2 separate regions of the Homo sapiens genome follow, and region 2 is linked to region 1. Evidence: chromatin contacts called from ENCODE Hi-C or POLR2A ChIA-PET data. All regions are on one chromosome and are shown on one strand. The core of a region is the stretch at or near the end of the contact, and the rest is flanking DNA. Distances in the headings are between cores, read along the strand shown.

Region 1 (2,932 bases), core at 313-2,812:
TTTTTTTTTGAGATGAAGTCTCACTCTGTCGCCCAGGCTGGAGTGCAGTGGTGTGATCTCAGCTCACTGCAACCTCTGCCTCCCAGATTCAAGCAATTCTCCTGCCTCAGCCTCCCGAGTAGCTGGGATTACAGGCATGTGCCACCACACCCGGCTAATTTTTGTATTTTTAGTAGAGATGGGGTTTCACCATGTTGGCCAGGCTGGTTTTGAACTCCTGACCTCAGGTGATCCACCTGCCTCGGCCTCCCAAAGTGCTGGGATGACAGACGTGAGCCACCGCACCCAGCCAGCATTTTGTCTTTTCTAAAATGAATCCCCAGGCCGGGCACAGTGGCTTGAACCTGGGAGGCGGAGGTTGCGGTGAGCGGAGATCTCGCCCTGAGACCCCCCGCCCGCCCCCTGCTCATTCCCACCGGGCAGGAACTCGTGGGCACGACCTCCTCTCGCACAGCCCTGTCCTGAAGGCCTCCATGGGCTCCTGGGATGGGAAGACACCCCTGAGGCGTGAACTCCCTCCAGGCCACACAGGACGTGAGCCTGAACCCAGAGGCTGGGCCACACCTGAGCATGTGCCTGGTGGGAGAGGAGGGGTGCGAATCCCTTAGGGAACCCCTTCCTCTGAGAGTCCTCACTCCTGCTGGCAGGCTCAGGGGTCCCCACTGCAATGGCCAAGACCCCCTGCAGGGCCCACCCCACTCACTGCTGGGGGAACCAGACCTCCTGGACAGAGGACCCCGGGCCCCGCCCCAGGACCCAGCCAAGGGCTGGGCTGGGAGGGAGAGGGGGAGGGAGGCGGGGAGGGTACACGCCCAGTCGCAAGCCCTCCAGGCTTTAAAGCTGTCCAATGGCAGCAGGCTGCTGTGAATGGGGTCCGACACAAATTTGTAAACCTTCTTAAAACATAAAACATAATGGGATTTTTTTGGCAATTTTTTTTTCGCTCATCAGCTATCGTTAGTGTATTTTATGTGTGGCCCAAGACAATTCTTCCAATGTGGCCCAGGGAAGCCAAAAGATCGGCCACCCCTGCTTTAAAGCACCTGCCCTGTTCCCGGAAACCCCCAGCCGGGACTGACGGGTGACTTCAGTCCAGAGGGTGCACAGCCTGCGGGTTCCGGGGAGGGGCCGCGTGGGGGGTTCTCGACCGCAGCCCTCCCACCCCAGGGCCACAGAGAGCCTGCGGGGGGCGGGGCTGAGTGTCCCGGGCCCCCAAAACCCGGCCCAGCGGGGGCAGGGTCCCCGCATCCTCGCATCCTCGGGGTCCGGCCCCTCGTCGCGTGTCCCGGGCTCTGGGCCCCGCCCGCCCCCCTGGCGCCCCCACCCCACGCCGGCCTCGACCCCCGCCACGGTTCCTCCGGTCTTTCCCTGAGTGTGCGCAGGAGGACGGGAGCTCCCAACGCACCGCAGAGGGGGCAGGGGGACCCCCAGGACCCGCCCTCCCGGCACCGCCTTTGTCCCCGCGCACCTGGCGGGGCTCGGGTTTCCCGGGCGGCGCTCGCTCCGGCCGCGCCCTCCCCGCCCTGGGCTCCCCCAGCTCTCGGTGGGCGCCGCGTCGTTAGCTGGAAACCAAAGAAGGGGCGCGACCGAGCCAGGCAGGTGGCCCAGAGGCCCAGGTGCAGCCCCTGCCCCGCCCAGGGCCCGACCATCCCAGCCCAGCCAGCGGGGGTGTGGGGTCCCCACCATCCCACAAAGGCACGTGGGGCCAGGTCCTCAAACTGACCACCCGGCCGCCCCTCCTGCTGCCTCCCCCCAGGCCCCGCCAGTGCCAGGGAAAGGGTTAAGTCCACCTGGCGACCGCACCTTTGTTTGCCCGAGAGCTGCACCTGCGCCCCAATTAACGTGGGCAAATGAAGTGAGACCGGGTCCAACAGGAAAGGAACCGCCCTCCTGTGTGCCAGGCGGCCCGCAGGGACCCAGGGCAGGGCCGGCTCGACACGCCCTGCAGCTCCCACCTGACCCCCTCCTGCCTCCCATCAGAGAAGCTGAAGCTCCCTGTGCTGGATCCTACTTTCTCAGAAGGTTTTAGGCTGGCCACTCAGCACCCCACACAAACACAGCATCTGGCCTAGCTCCTCTGCCCTGCCCAGCACCCACAGGGCCTCCACCTCCACGCCCACCGTCCCCAGTCCCCACCCTCACCCCCATCACCGTGTTTCTCAAAGCCCTGTCCCTTCCCCTTCCCTCGACCACACCATAGGCCAAGGGTTGCAGTAGCCCCCAGCCCAGCCCCCAGGCACCCAGAGGGCTGTGAACAGTGGGCCCCAGGCACACAGGGGGCTGTGAACAGCAGCAGGCTCCTTTTGGCCTTGGCCCTCTCAGCATGCAGCCCCCTGTCTCTTCAGTGGAGTGAGAGGGGCCGGCCTCTTAGCCAGGACTGGTTTGTGCCACCAGGGACCACACCAATTCCAGACCTGGGTTTTGGCCCCTGGACAGAGTACAAAATGCAAAAGCAGAATTTCCAGAAGCCGGACCCTGTGAGCTGCAGAAGCCGGGCCCTGTGAGCTGCAGACAGAATGAGGCGTGTCGGGATGGGAGACACCCGTGCTTCCAGCATTGCAAGGAGAATGTGGAACGCTCCGGAACCCCTCACCCTCAGCCTTGCCCACGGGAGCTGGGGCAGTGGCCCCTGCCCACCTGCACTCACCAGCTGTCCTGGCAGCGTGAGACCAGCCTGGTTGAGGTCTTTATGTCAGAGACCTTTGAACCAGAGCAACTCCATCTTGCACAGGGCCTGGGTAAAATGAGGCTGAGCCCGGCTGGGCCACGTTCCCATGAGGTCAGGCATCCTTAGTTACAGGATGAGATAGGAGGTTGGCACAAGACTGGTCACAAAGACCCCGCTGATAAAACAAGATGCTGTGAAGAAGCCGGCCCCAAATCACCAAAACCAAGACAGCCAGTCCTCACTGCTCATTATGCGCTGATTATA
Region 2 (2,932 bases), core at 316-2,815, 140 kb after region 1:
GCGCCGCGAAGAGGGCGCCTTCCCGCGTGGGCCGCAGGACTTTGCTTGGGGCCAGATTAGACGTGGGGTCCGAGGGGAGGGGAAGCTTCCGCACAGAAACCCTGGGTCCAGGTGCCCGGGCAGGGGCGAACCTGCCAATCAGCCGACTCCCTGGCTCAGAAAAGCTCCCCAAAAAGTTCCCCGACTCCCTCCCCGACCAGAAGCTCCCGGTTCTCGCTGGCCCAGCTCCCCCTCCCCACCTCCCTCGTCCCTGCGCCCCCTTCGCACCCTGGGAATGCCACGCCCTCCCTTGAGGCTTCCCCCCTGAGGACCCCCCACCCCGCAGAAGCCTTTGGGACCACCCGGCGTCAAGAAGGCTTTTGTCCACCCAGGCCACCCACCTAATTCGGTTCTCTTACGTGACTGCTGAGTCTGCCATCTGCCTCCTGCCCGGATTGAAAGCCCGGGAGGGTCTCCACACCCGGGCCCAGGCCAGGCTCTCCAGGGGGCTCAGGAAGCCTCCGCTGCACGGACGCGTGAGGCCGCCGGGGACCCCGAGTGCGGAAAGGACCAACGTGCCCCGCAGCGGCATTCGAAATAAAAACAGCAAACACGAAAATAACCACAGCCCTGTTTTACGCAACCTGCCCCTTTGCAGTTATATTAACAGTGGCCCCTCATTTTTCTGTGAGCCCCACTTTGCTGCTGCTGAGTTCGCCAGCGGGTCACCTGGAAGCACGTGGCGACACGGGCCACATGACGTCATCCCAGCAGGCTTGCGTCATCGCCCCGGGTGCCTGGTGACGTCACCAGCCCGCTCGCGTCACGCGCACGTTCTGCTCCTCGTGGTCCGGCCCGGCCCGCGCCATCACCGGCCCTGCTCTGCGGGGCCACCCGTGCGCCCCTTCGCCGTCCGCTGACTCCGCCCTCCCGCCTGCCGACCCGGCCGCCGACCTTCCCCCGGCTCTGTCGCTCCCAAGGCTTTCTGCAGCCCTCCGTGCTCCAGGCCGCACACCTGAGGGTGGGACCCCCGGAGGCCGAGCCGGTGTCGGATCAAACTCGGAGACCGAGCAGGGCCCAAACCGGGACCGGAGTGGGGACGGGCGGAGGAAGCCAAGAGGCTCGAGACCGAGGCTCGCCCACCCCTCGGCGCCGCCGGACCCTGCGCCACTGGGGGAATTTCCTTCCCGACTTCCCGCGCGGCCACAGCCCCAGCTCCGTCCAGCCCCGGCTCCCGGCCCCCTGGGCGGGAGAGTGAGCCCCGAGACTCCGCCCAGCCCCGGGGGTCCCGGGCCCCGTTCGCCCCCAGCGGCCCCTCCCGGCGCGTTGCTCGGCCCCGGCTGCATCGGGGAGCGCGGGATCACCCGGCCCTGTCCCCAGCGGTGTCGGAGGGGGGCGCGGGCGGGGGCCCCGCATGCCATTGTCGCCCGCGGAGGCCGCGCCCGGAGCCGAGGCGTGACTGACAGCGAGCGGGGGAGGAGCGCGGCCGTCGATTGGCTGGGGCGAGTGTGGGAAAGAATGCGGAGCCGGGTTCACACACCCCGCGGCGGCGAGGCCTTAAATAGGGAAACGGCCTGAGGCGCGCGCGGGCCTGGAGCCGGGATCCGCCCTAGGGGCTCGGATCGCCGCGCGCTCGCCGCTCGCCCGCCAGCCCGCCCGTGGTCCGTGGCGGCGCGCTCCACCCGGCACGGGGAGGCGCGGGGCGCACCATGGCCGCAGACACGCCGGGGAAACCGAGCGCCTCGCCGATGGCAGGAGCGCCGGCCAGCGCCAGCCGGACCCCAGACAAGCCCCGGAGCGCGGCCGAGCACCGCAAGGTGGGGTCCCGGCCGGGCGTGAGGGGGGCGACCGGGGGGCGGGAGGGACGCGGGACTCAGCCGGTGCCCGACCCGCAGTCCTCCAAGCCGGTCATGGAGAAGCGGCGCCGAGCGCGTATTAACGAGAGCCTCGCTCAGCTCAAAACCCTCATCCTGGACGCCCTCAGAAAAGAGGTAAGTCGGGGGCGAAGGCCCGAGACCCGGAGTCTGGGTCGCAGCTGACCTGGACCTCCCGCCTATCCCCGCCCCCAGAGCTCCCGCCACTCGAAGCTGGAGAAGGCGGACATCCTGGAGATGACCGTGAGACACCTGCGGAGCCTGCGTCGCGTGCAGGTGACGGGTGAGGCGCGGGCGGCGGCGGCTTGGAGGCGGGGGGAGGGCGCGGGACCCCCGGGACCCGGCACCGACCTCTCCTCCTGTGTCGCTCCCGCAGCCGCGCTCAGCGCCGACCCCGCCGTTCTGGGCAAGTACCGCGCCGGCTTCCACGAGTGTCTGGCGGAGGTGAACCGCTTCCTGGCCGGCTGCGAGGGCGTCCCGGCCGACGTGCGCTCCCGCCTGCTGGGCCACCTGGCAGCCTGCCTGCGCCAGCTGGGACCCTCCCGCCGCCCGGCCTCGCTGTCCCCGGCTGCCCCCGCAGAGGCCCCAGCGCCCGAGGTCTACGCGGGCCGCCCGCTGCTGCCATCGCTCGGCGGCCCCTTCCCTCTGCTCGCGCCGCCGCTGCTGCCGGGTCTGACCCGGGCGCTGCCCGCCGCCCCCAGGGCGGGGCCGCAGGGCCCGGGTGGGCCCTGGAGGCCGTGGCTGCGCTGAGGCTGTGGCCCTGAGACTGCATCGGAGGCGGCGCCCCGTTCTAGGGCCGTGGCCTTTGCCGAGACTGTAGCAGAGAAAACGTATTTATTATTCCAGAGTCTGCGTCACGAGTTTTCTTTCTTTGTCTTGGTGAAGAGTTGACTTTGGGAGCGCCCCGCAGCCACGCCGCGCCGGGGTCCCGCCCTCCTCCCAGGGCCGCGGTCTGCAGGTGGCTGGGGGCGTCGGGCGGGCCCGGGGGGGCGGGCTGGGGGCGGGACCGAGGACTGAGGGCGACCCCTCCGCTCCGCGCCCTCCGCTCCGCGCCCTCCCCTCCGCATCCCTGCAGCCCC

What was found. A loop is a pair of places that touch in the nucleus more often than their neighbours do. ChIA-PET counts read pairs that join two places held with the same protein, here RNA polymerase II (POLR2A). Pooled maps may share reads with other maps.
Region 2: a loop to region 1 is called in a pooled map, with 2.6 times the contacts of the local background. The contact joins the promoter of HES4 here to the promoter of LINC01342 in region 1. A Hi-C loop is called at or near these places in 3 of 50 pooled maps. POLR2A ChIA-PET finds 5 or more read pairs at or near these places in 4 of 52 experiments (A673, GM12878, HepG2 and 1 more).

Annotation. Positions count from the first base shown.
Region 1 is chr1:1,135,647-1,138,578 of GRCh38, reverse strand. LINC01342 (long intergenic non-protein coding RNA 1342) reads right to left here and starts at 1,562. Exons shown (of 3, transcript NR_038869.1): 1 at 1,469-1,562. The region is part of intron 1 of LOC124903820 (a long non-coding RNA gene); the gene reads right to left. RefSeq lists an enhancer at 1-232, silencers at 764-863, 934-1,013, 1,074-1,263, 1,364-1,613, 1,634-1,693 and a cis regulatory region at 2,645-2,932.
Region 2 is chr1:998,730-1,001,661 of GRCh38, reverse strand. It overlaps HES4 (hes family bHLH transcription factor 4), which reads left to right and starts at 1,565. Exons shown (of 4, transcript NM_021170.4): 1 at 1,565-1,796; 2 at 1,875-1,970; 3 at 2,049-2,136; 4 at 2,230-2,698. The coding sequence starts at 1,689. The coding sequence ends at 2,603. RefSeq lists silencers at 1,000-1,049, 1,150-1,529, 1,600-1,739, 2,290-2,599.